Linked DNA regions of Mus musculus: region 1 is linked to region 2. The links are chromatin loops, found by intact Hi-C in ENCODE. Cell type or tissue: heart. All regions are shown on one strand.

Region 1 (8,000 bases), 460 kb before region 2:
ACAAACAAAAACAGCCAGTGAGGCCAATCTTGCTGCAACCTCTCTTCTTGTAGTGTCATAAAGTAGGGAAAATTCTACAACTCTTCGAAGGACTCCTCGAAGTGCAGGTGGCAAACACCAGTGCTGTATGCCTTGCTGGACCACAGTGGAAGCACCAAAACCATCAGTAAGACAAAATCTAATGGGCTGGGGGAGTCTCACCAGAATAAGAACTAGCGGTTAGCAGGCCAGGCTGGGGGTCTGGGGTCTATGACAGAGTCATCCAAAGCCTCTCAGGTAGTGCTTATGAGATGGAGCTTCGGAAAGATGAGCATTGCTCAGAGGTCTGGCCTGCAGTGAAGTCCCCCAGTAGAACCAGCCTCAATAACGCCCTCTAGAACATGATGGGCCTAGAGTTGGACAAGTGAAAGTCACATCCAGTCCCTGTCAGAACAGGGGACTTAGGCTCCTCTTTTTCCCAAGTCTAGGTGCTTTCCTCTTGCTCTTCAGCCCTGCCCTACCCTTATCTCCCAATGAGATGGAAAGTTTCATTCCAATTTTCCTTTCCAAGTCTTGTACTTCTCCTTCACCTTTACCACTCAGCTTTCTGGGAGCCTAGGGCCTAACCCTACTCCTCACTTGCCCCATGGGCTGTATGTTTGGTGCCTGATCCTCAGGCACAGAGAAGAAAGGGACCTTAATAGCCTCTGCCCAATTCCAGGCTACTTGGCCTTCCCATCTCCTCCCCAACCCCACAGCTGATCGCCAGACTTCTTCCTGCTCTCTCCTTTCCTAACTTCTGGTGGTCCAACTCCACACTCAGTCCTTGGGCTCAAATCCACATCATGCGCATCAAACTCTTCAACAGGGTTTATTTAGGATGCTGTATAGTTTTTTTTATTTGTTCATCTATTCTTTTGTTTGTTTACCTGAGCCCATGGCCCCATGACCGAGGACCAATGACTTCATGTGGCTTTTGCAGTTCCCCACTCCTATTGAGTCTTTACTAGAGAGCCAGCCAGGCAAGCAGAGCATAATTAATGACCTCAAACCACTTTGGAGCACAGTTTGGGACTCTGAGATCAGGGTAGGGAGAGAGAACAAAATGGATCTTCACAAGTTAGGGGTGCAGAAGGAGGCTTTAAGAAAGGTCTTCAAAATAAATAATCAGAAGAACAGGATATATCAATGAGAATAAGAAGGAAAGGAAATGGTTGCACCCCCAGGCAAAAGGGACTGTTAGGACTTTTCTACATTGTGTATATTTCTCCTACCATCTCCAAATGTCCTTAAATGTTTAATAAACACTGACATTTCCGGGGGGAGGAGGGGGAGAACAGACAATCACCATGCAGATACTGTGGATATAGGTTGGTGAGAGGATTAGATATTTGGCTCTGGCAATTTACATGATCCATTCCCTCATGAGAGTATGCATTTTAAGAAGAAAATTCATATAAATATAAAACATGTAGTTTATTATTTCATATTCATGGTCACATTATAGGAGGGTCTCTTCCACTACTTCATTATTTCTATACAGACAAGCATGCATGCATGCAAATATGTGGAATATCTGAGTGAACTTGAAATATAATTGGGCAATCCATTTCTCACAAGCTTTGAATAAGTGCAGGCATTTTCTATTTCTTTATCACAAAGCTGATTTTAAAGTACTGAATTAAATCAATTCAATAATAAATTGCTCCTGGTAACTAGGCCAAGTAACTTACATACACACCAAAGGAAAGACTGTTGCGTGAAACTGTAAAGAGTGTCTGGGTGCTGATTATGAATGATAACACTGGGACCTTGTTTCCACTACATGGGAAGAAATCTCTTTTAAACAGAAATTCCCAAAGAACATCCCTAGATGGACATCTTCAGCAAGCTCACCATTGTGATAATGTGTGGAAAATAGTGCTTACCTTAATTCACATGTTCTTTCTTGTTGAAAGTTCCTAGCTCTATATCTTCCAATGTGGTTATATAGCCTATAGAAACTATAGAAATCAGGAAAGCAAAAGTGGAAATATTGTAAGGGTAGGGGCAAGTGTGGGAGCAATAGACAGCAGAATTGCAGATTATAAGTATCTGATCATGGAAGTGGAAAACTCAGGGCTCCTTACTGTTGAGTAAAGAGGTAAATACTAAGAAGGTGGGAGAAAAGTAAGGGGAATAGCAGGACACAGTTTATTAAATAGGGAAATAGGAAAATGGGTGGATCCTTAAGTAAAGAAGAGGAGCATATGTACAAAAGAAAGAAAGGAGATAGCTAGGTAAAATAACAATATGGATGGCTCAAAAGTCCATAAGGAATTATGCTGTTAATGAGTTACTTCCCTCCCCCACAAAAAGAAAGATAGTATTTGTCTTGATGGCAGGGAGTTAGTTTCTTAATCCTTAACTGGAGTTCACAAAGTGTTTTAATGTGATGGGAACTGAAGTGGTAACTGCCTAGGGTCATTCGTACCCATAATGTTCATACAATTAATACAACATAATAAAAAGATGACTGACCTTTTACTAATTAAAATAGTGAGATTATCATGAATTATAACTGTGATTCCATTAGAATTCAGAGCCAAAACATGGATAGCTGTGAAATAAAGCACAGTATAATTAAAGACCATGAGAATGAATAATTGTTTTATTTATTATGTAATTTTTCCCAAGACTACATATGTTTTATTCTTCTGTAAAGACATGATTAATATTGTGTGTTTATCAACACTGTTCTGTATAGTTAAGTATATAATGAGGTAATTTAAATCAATAGGATTGTGTTTCTAAGGCATGAGAATCAGGTGCATGAGACAAAGTGTTCAGAAAGTATAGATATGAGTGTGGATGAATTTATTGTCTATAATATTCCATGTATAGGGGGTACACGGATGGTATATAAAAATGTAGGCTATGATGTTCAGTCTGGAAAATCAGAAGTTAAAGATTAATCAAAAATTAATAGAATGATAATTTAGACATACTATCTAGTGAATCACAAGTCTCATGTATACTCTTTTTTTTTTTCAGATATCTGAAATACACGTCCAATATGCTCTTAAGATGAATACACTTATCACTTATGTCCTCATTAAAGAATATCCTTTATTTCCAAGCTGGACTTGGAATTCTAGCCAATACTTTTCTCCTTTGTTTCTATACTTTCACAATCCTAGGTCATAGATCAAAGCCCATGGATCCGACCTCCTGCCAACTGACATTTGCTCATATATTATTTTTGCTAGCGGGAGGGGATAATTGGCTTGCAGTCATACTTGAGTCACTGAACATTGAGAATGACTTCAAGTGTAAGGCAATTTTTTATACAAGTAGGGTCATGAGAGGGTTCTCTATCTGCATCACCTGCCTCCTGAGTGTGTTCCAGGCTGTCACAATCAGTCCCCATACCTCACTGTTGGCAAAATTTAAGCATAAACTAAATACATACATCTTCTATGCTGTTTTATATATTTGGTTTTTTAATTTCTTGGCCAATAGTCACATGATATTCTATGTTGGTGGTTTTAACAATGTGAGTGAAACCAACCAGATGAGAGTCACTCAATCCTGTTCACTATTTCCCATGAACTACGTCATCAGTGGATTGATTTTTACAGTGACAACTTTCAGAGATGTATTTCTTGTAGGAGTCATGCTGATCACAAGTGCATATATAGTGATTATCTTGTTCAGACACCAGAGGCACTGCAGGCATCTTCATAGCATCAGGCACCTGAGAGTGTCCCCTGAGAAAAGGGCCACCCAGACCATCTTACTACTTGTGGTTTTCTTTGTGGTCATGTACTGGGTGGACTTCATCATCTCATCCACCTCACTCTTGTTATGGATGTATGACCCAGTCATCCTGACTGTTCAGAAGCTTGTAGTGACTGCCTATCCCACAATTACTCCTTTGGTACAAATCAGTTCTGATAAGAGAGTAATCAACGTGTTGAAAAACTCACAATCAAAGTGCCAACAGATTTTCTAAAACATGATTCTTTCTCTTCTTTTAAAAATGATTTACTTGGAGCTAGAGAGATGGCTCAAAGATTAAGAGCACTGTCCGTGCTTCCAGAGGTCATGAGTTTAATTCCCAGAAACCACATGGTGGCTTACAACCATCGGTAATGGGACCTGATGCCCTCTTCTGGTGTGTCTGAAGACAACTAGAGTGTAGTCATATAAATAAAATACATTTTAATATGATTCACTTATTTTATTTATATCTGTAAGTTCTGTATCAATATGTCTACATAACTGCATTCCTGATGCTCAAAGATGTCAGAAGAGATCATGGGATCCCCTGGAACTGGAGTTTCAGATGACTTTAGGTACCATGCTTGTAGCTCCAGTAATTGGATTTTGTCCAAATTATAAATATTTCTTAAACTTTAATTGTCAAGGGGCAAAGTGAGATTCTTCATATGATTTAAATAACGTTTGTAGTATTACACACAAAGGAAGCTCCTTGCTGATAGTAACTTTTTAAGCCTTTCTTTTAAAAACATTTTAATCTCTAATACATCAAGTTTAGTTAAAATTGCAACTTTAATTTTGTTTAATAATTCTAATTTCTCTGGGTTATGAAAACAATGTTAATTTTGTTTTTCCACTGTTTACCAGAGTTTTACTCAATTAAACTTATCTGGAACTTTCATATGTTTGTTTGTTTGCAATTAATTTCATCTACATTTATTGAAATAATATTGGTAAATTAAAATTGTTTATATACAGATAGTACAAATACAGATATGCAATACCTTTTTATATAATGTCTTTTCTATGAATGTGTATATGCTACTATGTATGTGCACTGACAAAAGATACATGTTCATTTATACTTGGAGGCCAGGAGACACTTTGACTATTTTTCTTCACAAACCATTCACCTCATGCTTTGATAGAGAGTGTCTCTTCTGGACCTGGGAATTGCCAAACATTCCAAGTTGGTAGCCTTATGGATTCTCCTGTCACTGCCTCTCCAGCTCTGTGATCACAAAGGATCCCTACTATACCCCATTATTTAAAATTATATTTTTCTTTTATTGAAAAAAACTTTCTATTCATTTAATATATTCTGAATAGTTTTTCCCCTTCACCTAGTCCTCCAAGTTCTTTCCTATCTCCTCTCTTGTCCAGATCCACAGCCTTTCTATGTCTCCTTATGAAACTAAAAAGCATCTAAACAATAATAAAAAATAAAAAATAATTAAACCCAAAAATAAATAAACCACAATAGTACAAAACAATCAGAAGAAAAAGAATCAAAGAAAAAGCACAATAAATACATACAGACATAGGAACATAGAAGTTCAACTCAGGAACCTTATAAAATACAAAGACAGATGTCATAATACATAGCAAATGACCTGTAAAGATTGTACTGAGTTCGTTTTATGTTGGACATCTTGGGCAAAGCAGAGTGATTTATTTTGCTAAGTCTCTCAAGTTCTCCTCCTCTCTGAATATTTTCTAGCTGTGGGTCTCTGTATTTGTTTCTATCTGCTAATAGAGAAACCTGTTTTGATGATGGCTGAACAAGTCTCAGATCTATGAGTCCAGCAGGAGTCATTTTATTGCTACATTCTTCTGGTTTCGGCATGGTCTTGGGATGGATGATATGGCACAGTTCCCACCCCTAGAGCAGGACATGAGTCTCTTGGATTGCTGGTGGTTGCTGTAAGAGTAAAGGTTATTGGCATAATAATACACACATTCTACGTCATGATCTTTCTGCCAAATATTCTCCCTGGGAAAGTTTATGACTCCATTATCATCAGAAACAGCATGATTACGGGAATCAAGAATGTGTCTGGTACTCCTCAGCAATATAGTGATTCTATAGCCTTCAGAGAAGCCCTTAAGGCTGTAGTAAAAAACTCTAAAAATATTAGTTCAAGAATACATAAATAGCTGAGTAGTATTCCATTGTTTAAATGAACCACATTTTCTGTATCCATTCTTCTGTCATGGGACATCTAGGTTGTTTCCAGCTTCTGGCTATCACAAATAAGACCACTATGAACATAGTAGAACATGTGTCCCTGTATCATGGTGGAGAATATTTTGGGTATATTCCCAAGAGTGATATAACCAGGTCTTCAGGTAGACCTATATCTAATTTTCTGAGGAACCTCCATATTGATTTCCAGAGTAGTTGTACCAGTTTGCATTCTCACCAGCAATGGAGGAGTGTTCCTCTTTCTCCACATCCTTTCCAACATGTGTTGTCACCTGAGGTTTTGATCTTAGCCATTCTGATTGGTGTAAGGTAGAATCTCGGTGTCGTTTGTTTGCATTTCTCTTCTCACTACGTCCTGAGTTTTGCAGGCAAATGGATGGAATTAGAAAATATCATCCTGAGTGAGGTAACTCAAACTTAAAAGAATGTGCATGGTTGTACTCATAAATAAATAAATAAATAATACAGAATATTCAAGATACAGGCCACAAAACTCAAAAAGCTTAATAAGCTGAAGTGCCCAAGTGAGAATGCCTCAGTTCCACTTGGGAGAAAAAAGAAAGCAATCACAAATAGGGAGGGAGGGAGGGAGGGAGGGAGAGAAGGAGGGAGGGAGGGAGGGAGCTGGGAGGGAAAGTGGATGGGGTAGGGGAAGGGGAGTGGACAGGGAGAGGGGATCCTGATCTTGTATTGGGTGAGGGAAAAGGACTGAAGCCCTGAGAGCCAGCAGAATGGATGTATGAAATAGGAGGTTGAGAGTAGGGAATGGAATATGGAGCGTAAAAATGAATTTTTAAAAATAAAATTAAATTAAAAAATAAAAATAAAATTCACTTTAATGTTGGCAGTATGGGTATTAAAACCACCAGCAAACAGATCAGTAAATTTTTTAGTGATAACAACTTTAAAAAATGAATACATAAATCACTGTAAAAACTGTTCTCTACAAGATTTCTGAACTATGCAAAATATATGGGTGCAGTATGAATTACATGAAGGGCTTCCCAGACCTTAAGAAAACAGAGGCAGTGGCACTAATGAATCAGCTTAAGAGAGATATTGAGGTGGAAGAAATGATTTGGTCAATAGAGGGATAAACCTGGATCACAAATGAGAAAGGAATAGTTTTTTTTTTAAAGGCTTAGATAGATGGTTATATAATATTAATTGTAAATGGTGGTCTCCTCCATGGAAGCCATTAACAACTAAATTTGATCCAGATATTCTACTCCCTAAAGGAGATAGATATAAGTGCAATCCAAATGGAGGTCAGAGACAGACAAATGTCTGCTCTCAAGAAAAAAATGATGGCTTAATTATATTTGTACTTTGTGGGATGACAATAATACTTTGCAATAATAAGCCTTGGAGTTACTGAGATAAAAAAGAAAAAATAGACTCGAGCCCCGGGCTACCTTGCCAGCAGAGTCTTGCCCAACACCCGCAAGGGTCCACACGGGACTCCCCACGGGACCCTAAGACCTCTGGTGAGTGGATCACAGTGCCTGCCCCAATCCAATCGCGCGGAACTCGAGACTGCGGTACATAGGGAAGCAGGCTACCCGGGCCTGATCTGGGGCACAAGTCCCTTCCGCTCGACTCGTGACTCGAGCCCCGGGCTACCTTGCCAGCAGAGTCTTGCCCAACACCCGCAAGGGTCCACACAGGACTCCCCACGGGACCCTAAGACCTCTGGTGAGTGGATCACAGTGCCTGCCCCAATCCAATCGCGCGGAACTCGAGACTGCGGTACATAGGGAAGCAGGCTACCCGGGCCTGATCTGGGGCACAAGTCCCTTCCGCTCGACTCGAGACTCGAGCCCCGGGCTACCTTGCCAGCAGAGTCTTGCCCAACACCCGCAAGGGTCCACACAGGACTCCCCACGGGACCCTAAGACCTCTGGTGAGTGGATCACAGTGCCTGCCCCAATCCAATCGCGCGGAACTCGAGACTGCAGTACATAGGGAAGCAGGCTACCCGGGCCTGATCTGGGGCACAAGTCCCTTCTGCTCGACTCGAGACTCCAGCCCCGGGCTACCTTGCCAGCAGAGT
Region 2 (8,000 bases):
TAGCCAATACTTTTCTCCTTTGTTTCTATACTTTCACAATCCTATGTCATAGATCAAAGCCCATGGATCTGACCTCCTGCCAACTGACCCTTGCTCATATATTGTTTTTGCTAGCTGGAGGGGATAATTGGCTTGCAGTCATACTTGAGTCACTGAACATTGAGAATGACTTCAAGTGTAAGGCAATTTTTTATACAAATAGGGTCATGAGAGGGTTCTCTATTTGCATCACCTGCCTACTGAGTGTGTTCCAGGCTGTCACAATCAGTCCCCATACCTCATTGTTGGCAAAATTTAAGCATAAGCTAAAAACATACATCATCTATGCTGTTTTCTATATTTGGTTTTATAATTTCTTGGTCTGTAGTCACCTGTTAGTCTATGTTGGTGGTTTTAACAATGTGAGTGAAACCAACCAGATGAGAGTCACTGAATCCTGTTCACTATTTCTCATGAACTACATCATCAGTGGATTGATTTTTACAGTGACAACTTTCAGAGATGTGTTTCTTGTAGGAGTCATGCTGATCACAAATGCATATATAGTGATTATCTTGTTCAGACACCAGAGGCACTGCAAGCATCTTCATAGCATCAGGCACCTGAGAGTGTCCCCTGAGAAAAGGGCCACCCAGACCATCCTACTACTTATGGTTTTCTTTGTGGTCATGTATTGGGTGGAAATCATCATCTCATCCACCTCACTCTTGTTATGGATGTATGACCCAGGCTTCCTGACTGTTCAGAAGCTCATAGTGACTGTCTATCCCACAATTACTCCTTTGGTACAAATCAGTTCTGATAAGAGAGTAATCAATGTGTTGAAAAACTTGCAATCAAAGTGCCAACAGATTTTCTAAAACATGATTCTTTCTCTTCTTTTAAAAATGATTTACTTGGAACTAGAGAGATGGCTCAAAGATTAAGAGCACTGTCTGTGCTTCCAGAGGTCATGAGTTTAATTCCCAGAAACCACATGGTGGCTTACAACCATCTGTAATGGGACCTGATGCCCTCTTCTGGTGTGTCTGATGACAGCTACAGTGTAGTTATATAAATAAAATAAATTTTAATATGATTCACCGATTTTTATTTATATCTGTAAGTGCTGTATCAATATGTCTATATGACTGCATTCCTGATGCTCAAAGATGTCAGAAGAGGTCATGGGATCCCCTGGAACTGGAGTTTCAAATGAATTTAGGTACCATGCTTGTAGCTCTAGTAATTGGATTTTGTCCAAACTATAAATATTTCTTAAACTTTAATTGTCAAGGGGCAAAGTGAGATTCTTCATATGATTTAAATAATGTTTGTAGTATTACATACAAAGGAAGCTCCTTGCTAATAAGTAACTTTTTAAGCCTTTCTTTTAAAAAAAAAATTTAATCTCTAATACATCAAGTTTAGTTAAAATTATAACTTTAATTCTGTTTAATAATTCTAATTTCTTTGGGTTATAAAAACAATGTTAATTTAGATTTTCCACTGTTTACCAGAGCTTTACTCAATTAGACTCATCTGAAACTTTCATATGTTTGTTTGTTTACAATTAATTTCATCTACATTTATTGAAATATTATTGGTAAATTAAAATTGTTTACATACAGATAGTACAAATACAGATATGCAATATCTTTTTATATAATGTCTTTTCTGTGAATGTGTATATGATACTATGTATGTGCACTGACAAACGATATATGTTCATTTATACTTGGAGGCCAGGAGACACTTTAACTATTTTTCTTCACAAACCATTCACCTCATGCTTTGATAGAGAGTATCTCTTCTGGACCTGGGAATTGCCAAACATTCCAAGTTGGTAGCCTTATGGATTCTCCTGTCACTGCCTCTCCAGCTCTGTGATCACAAAGGATCCCTACCATACCCCATTATTTAAAATTATGTTTTTCTTTTATTGAAAAAACTTTCTATTCATTTAATATATTCTGATTAGTTTTTCCCCTTCCCCTAGTCTTCCAAGTTCTTTCCCATCTCCTTTCTTGTCCAGATCCACACCCTTTCTATGTGTCCTTATGATACTAAAATGCATCTAAACAATAATTAAACACAAAAATAAATAAACCACAATAGTATAAAACAATCAGAAGAAAAAGAATCAAAGAAAAAGCATAATAAACATATACAGACATAGGAACATACAAGTTCAACACGGGGACCTTATAAAAATACAAAGACAGATGTCATAATACATAGCAAATGACCTGTAAAGATTGTACTGAGTTCATTTTGTGTTGGACATCTTGGGCAAAGCAGAGTGATTTATTTTGCTAAGTGTCTCAAGGTCTCCTACTCTCGGAATATTTTCTAGCTGTGGTTCTCTGTATTTGTTTCTGTCTGCTAATAGAGGAACCTGTTTTGATGATGGCTGAGCAAGTCTCAGATCTATGAGTCCAGCAGGAGTCATTTTAGTGCTACGTTCTTCTGGTTTCCATGTGGATGGTATGACACAGTTCCCACCCCTAGAGCAGGACATGAGTCTCTTGGATTGCTGGTGGTTGCTGTAAGAATAAAGCTTATTTGCATAATAATGCACATATTCTATGTCATGTTCTTTCTGCCAAATATTCTCCCTGGGAAAGTTTATGTCTCCATATTATCAGAAACAGCATGATTATGGAAATCAAGAATTTGTCTGGTGCTCCTCAGCAATATAGTGATTCTATAGCCTTCAGAGAAGCCCTTAAGGCTGTAGTAAAGAACTCTAAAAATATTAGTTCAAGAATACATAAATAGCTAAGTAATATTCCATTGTTTAAATGAACCACATTTTTTGTATCCATTCTTCTGTCATGGGACATCTAGGTTGTTTCCAGCTTCTGGCTATCACAAATAAGACCACTATGAACATAGTAGAACATGTGCCCCTGAGGCATGGTGGAGAATCTTTTGGGTATATTCCCAAGAGTGATATAGCCAGGTCTTCAGGGAGACCTATTTCTAAATTTCTGAAGAATCTCCATATTGATTTCCAGAGTAGTTGTACCAGTTTGCAATCCCATCAGCAATGGAGGAGTGTTCCTCTTTCTCCATATCCTCTCCAACATGTGTTGTCACCTGAGGTTTTGATCTTAGCCATTCTGATTGGTGTAAGGTGGAATCTCAGGGTCATTTGTTTGCATTTCTCTGCTCACTACATCCTGAGTTTTGCAGGAAAATGGATGGAATTAGAAAATATCATCCTGAGTGTGGTAACTCAAACCTAAAAGAACATGCATGGTATGTACTCATAAATAAATAAATAAATAAATAAATAATACAGAATATACAAGATACAGGCCACATAACTCAAAAAGCTTAATAAGCTGAAGCACCCAAGTGAGGATGCCTCGGTTCCACTTGGGAGAAAAAAGAAAGTAATCACAAGGAGGAAGGGAGGGAGGGAGCTGGGAGGGAAAGTGGACAGAGAGAGGGAGGGGAGCGGGCAGGGAGAGGGGAACCTGATCTGGTATTGGAAAAGGTCTGAAGCCCTGAGAGCCAGCAGAAAGGATGTATGAAATAGGAGGTTGAGGGCAGGGAATGGAATATAGAGTATTTTTTAAAAATAAAATAAAATTTAAACATAAAAATTAAAAATAAAATTCACCTCAATGTTGGCAGTATGGGTATTAAAACCAACAGCAAACAGATCAATAAATTTTTTAGTGATAATAACCTTTAAAAAAATGAATACATAAATCACTGTAAGAACTGTTCTCTACAGGATTTCTGAACTATGCAAAATATAAGGGTGCAGTATGAATTACATGAAGGGCTTCCCAGACCTGAAAAAACAAACAAACAAACAAAAAAACAAAACAAAAACAAAAAAAACAAACAACAACAACAACAACAACAAAAACAGAGGCAGCTGCACTAATGAATCAGTTTAAGAGAGACGTTGAGGAAGGAGAAATGATTTGGTCAATAGAGGAAAAAACCTGGATCACAAATGAGAAAGGATTTTTTTTGAAAAGGCTCAGATAGATGGTTATATAATATTAATGTTAAATGGTGGTCTCCTCCATGGAAGCCATTTACAACTAAATTTGACCCAGATATTCTCCTCCCTAAAAGAGATAGGTATAAGTGCACTCCAAATGAAGGTCATAGACAGACAAATGTCTGCTCTCAAGAAAAAAATTGGTCGTGCAAACTTTATATGCCTCAGTACTGGGGAACACCAGGGCCAAGAAGTGGGAGTAGGTGGATAGGGGAGTGGGTGGGAGGGTATGGGGGATTTTGGGATAGCATTGGAAATGTAAATGAGGAAAATACCTAATAAGAAATTTAAAACACAAAGAAATAAATTTAAAAAATGATGGCTTAATGATATTCGTACTTTGTGGGATGATAATAATACTTTGCAACAATAAGCCTTGGAGTTACTGAGATAAAAATGAAAAAATAAAGAATAAAACAATATATTGTGGCAGCTGAGAATTATAAAAATGACCTAATGACCTTCAATACTGCTTGCAGTGGTATAAGAAAGAGCTTGCTAAATTGCTATATATATATATATATATATATATATATATATATATATATATATAGTATTATGTTTAAAGAGAACTTTCTCACTTAAAAATCGCCTCTATGTCTACTTGGCAACCATAAGCACTGTGCCTAGTGAACAGCATAAGAATTGCTATGTTAAAAAAAATTACTTGACACTGCTATCTAGTCTTCTCTCCTGAAGACACCATGTCCTGAATCATCCCAGAAGATGACTCTGCTACACACAGAGCAGTTGGAAAGAACCCTCTGAAGTCCCAGAGCTGCCACTGGGAGCCTAGTGGACTCAGGACTCATCATTCTCCAAAATCCCTGCCCACCTAATTCCCCTCCCCATTCACATGGTACTTTCTATTGGGGTACACTACTACCAAGTCTGCTCCCCTGAGAACACCATATCCTGAGTCATCCCAGAAGATTTGCTACACTCAGAGCAGTTGGAAAGAACCCTCTGAAGTCCCAGAGCTGCCACTGTGAGCTTAGTGGACTCAGGACTCATCATTCTCCAAAATCCCTGCCCACCTAATTCCCCTCCACATTCACGTGGTCCTTTCTGTTGGGGTACACTACTACCAAGTCTGCTCCCCTGCCGACACCATACCCTGAGCCATCCCAGAAGATCCACTGCACTTAGAGCAGTCAGGCAACTGACACTACAGCCTGACACATCCCAGGAGATCTGCTGCACACGGGGCAACTAGACAGCAGGCACTGCAGTCTGAAGACCTTTGGGTTGGGGGAAACCTCTGTGATATGCAGGGCAATTGACCCAAAAGACTGAAAGCCTCCCTGGAGTTCTGCTGCACACAGGAAAACAGAAACCACAGTCCATGGGGCCCCTGGTGAATGTCTTCATACAGGACAACAGCTTGACTGCTCCACTGAAGACCCAACAGTTTGAATGACTCCCAGGAGATCTACTACAGCCAGGGCAACAGATCAGCAGCTTCTCTGCCCTTATGAAGAGTTCCCAGTTGGAAGGCCCCACAGGTGATCTCTTACAGACAGGGCTACAGGCCTACCAGGAGAACTGAAGCAACCCAAGGACAAAAGATGAAGACTTCAGACAGAGTCACTGAGAACACCAGGGATAACCAGATGGCAAGAGGCAAACACAAGACCAAAAAGCAACAGAAATCAATATACATGAGCATCATCAGAACCCAGTTCTCCCACCACAGCAAGCCCTGAATACAACAACACATCTGAAAATCAGGAAGCTGACCTAAAATCCTATTTCATGAAGAAGAGTCCTTTAAGGATTATATAAATAATTCACTGAAAGAAATACAGGAAAACACAGGTAAACAAGTAGAAGCCCTTAAAAAGGAAACAAATAAATCCCTTAAAGAAACACAGGAAAGTAAAATCAAACAGTTGAAGGAATTGAATAAAGCAGTCTAAGACTTCAAAGTGGAAGTGAAAACAATAAAGGAAACACAAATGGGTGCAAACCTGGAAATGGAAAACCTAAGAAAGAGGTCAGGAATTAGAGATGTAAGTATCACCAAGATAATACAAGAGATAATCTTAGGTCTAGAAGATACCATAAAAGAATTTGACACAATTGTCAAAGAAAATTCAAAACATCCAGGAAATTCAGGATACAATGAAAAGAACAAATCTAAGAATAATTAGAATGAGGGGAAAGAAAATTCACAGTTCAAAGGACTTGAAAATGTCTTCAACAAAATCATAGAAGAAAACTTCCCTGATTTAAAGTAAAAGAAGGCCATAAAGGTACAAGAAGCCTATAGAACACCAAATAAGTAGAAATGGAAAGAACTATTCTCTCCCCACATAATAATCAAACACTAAACACAGAGAACAAAGAAAGAATATTAAAATCCGCAAGGGAAAGGGTCAGGCAACCTTCAAAAGTAGACCTATCAGGATTATACCAGACTTCTCAACACAGAGACTATAAAAGCCAGAAAGGCCTGCTCAGAGGTCATACAGACTCTAAGAGAACACAAATGCCAGTCCAGGCTATTATATCCTGCAAAATTCTCAATCAACATAGATGAGGAAACTAAAGCATTCCAGAACAAAACCAAATTCAAACAGTATTTATCCATCAATCTAGCCCTACAGAAGATCCTAGAAGGAAAGCATCTCACAACAAAGCCAAAAGTAGAGAACCACAATCATATATAGCCACCTACAAAAACAAACAAAGCAGAAACCAAAAGTCATGTCTTTAATATCTCTCAATATTTATTTACTCAACTCACCTATAAAAAGACATAAGCTAACAGACTAGATATGCAAACAAGAGACAGCATTTTGCTGCACACAATAAACACATCTCAAATACAAAGACAGACACTATCTTAGCGTAAAAGGATGGAAAAAGGTCTTCTAAGCAAATGGTTCCAGGAAACAAGAAAGAATTGCCATCCTAATATCCAATAAAATAGACATTCAACGAAAAGTTGTCAAGTGTGATGTGGAAGGACACTTCATTTCACAAAGGGAAAATCTGCCAAGAGAAAGTCTCAATTGTGAACGTCTATGCCCCAAGTGCAAGGGCACCCACATTCATAAAAGAAACCTTACTAAAGCTCAAAATACACACTGAATCCCCCACAATAATATTGGAAATCTTCAACACACCATTCTCACCAATGAACAGGTCACTGAAACAGAAACTAAACAGAGACACAATGAAACTAATGCAGGTTATGAACAAAATGGATTTAACAGATATCTACAGAACATTTCTCCCTAAAACAAAAGAATGCACTTTCATCTCAGCACCTCAGGGCATATTCTCCACAACTGACCATATAATCAGTCACAAAACAAACAACCATTAATACAAGAAGACTAAAATATTCCCATGTATCCTATCAAATCACCATTGCCTAAGGCTGGTCTCCAGTAAGAGCAAAAATGACAAAAAGTCCACATGCACATGGAAACTGAACAGCTCTCTAATGAATGACAACTTGGTCAAGAAAAAAATTAAATATTTCCTAGACATTAATGGAAGGTTGACAGAACATATCCAAACTTATGGAACACAATAAAAACAGTGCTAAGAGGAAAATTCACAGCACGAAGTAAAGGATCTGGAGGGATCTTACACCAGCAACTGAACAGCACACCTGAGAGCTCTAGAACAAAAGGAAGCAAACACACCCATGAGGAGTAGAGGACAGGAAGTAATCAATTTCAGAGCAGAATAAAACCAAACAGAAACAAAGAGTACAATACAAAGAATCAACAAAACAAAAAAGCTGGTTCTTGGAGAGAATTAACAATATAGATAAATGCTTAGCAAAACTAACCAGGTGGCACAGAGGTAATATCCAAATTAACAAAATCAGAAACAGAAAGGGAGACATACCAACAGAAACTGAGGAAATGAAAAAAAAAAAAAAAAAACATCAGATCCTACTACAAAAGATTATACTCAACAAAACTGGAAAATCTGGATGAAATGGACAATTTTCTATTCTGATACCAGGTAGCAA

The links. A loop is a pair of places that touch in the nucleus more often than their neighbours do. Peaks named below come from ENCODE experiments on the same cell type or tissue, not always from the same donor. Only the 100,000 strongest peaks of a DNase experiment are listed, where the experiment ranks them.
Region 1: it touches region 2 in a loop (9-fold over the local background); 9 of 42 quality-filtered maps call a loop at or near these places.

The regions. Positions count from the first base shown.
Region 1 is chr6:58,430,910-58,438,909 of GRCm38, reverse strand. Vmn1r30 (vomeronasal 1 receptor 30) reads left to right here and starts at 3,065. Exons shown (of 1, transcript NM_134177.1): 1 at 3,065-3,973. The coding sequence starts at 3,065. The coding sequence ends at 3,973. In heart, no CTCF peak of the experiment used is centred here; no DNase peak of the experiment used is centred here.
Region 2 is chr6:57,971,254-57,979,253 of GRCm38, reverse strand. Vmn1r25 (vomeronasal 1 receptor 25) reads left to right here. Exons shown (of 1, transcript NM_053238.2): 1 at 1-860. The coding sequence ends at 860. Among named protein-coding and RNA genes, the nearest start is that of Vmn1r25, 4.0 kb to the left of the region's middle. In heart, no CTCF peak of the experiment used is centred here; no DNase peak of the experiment used is centred here.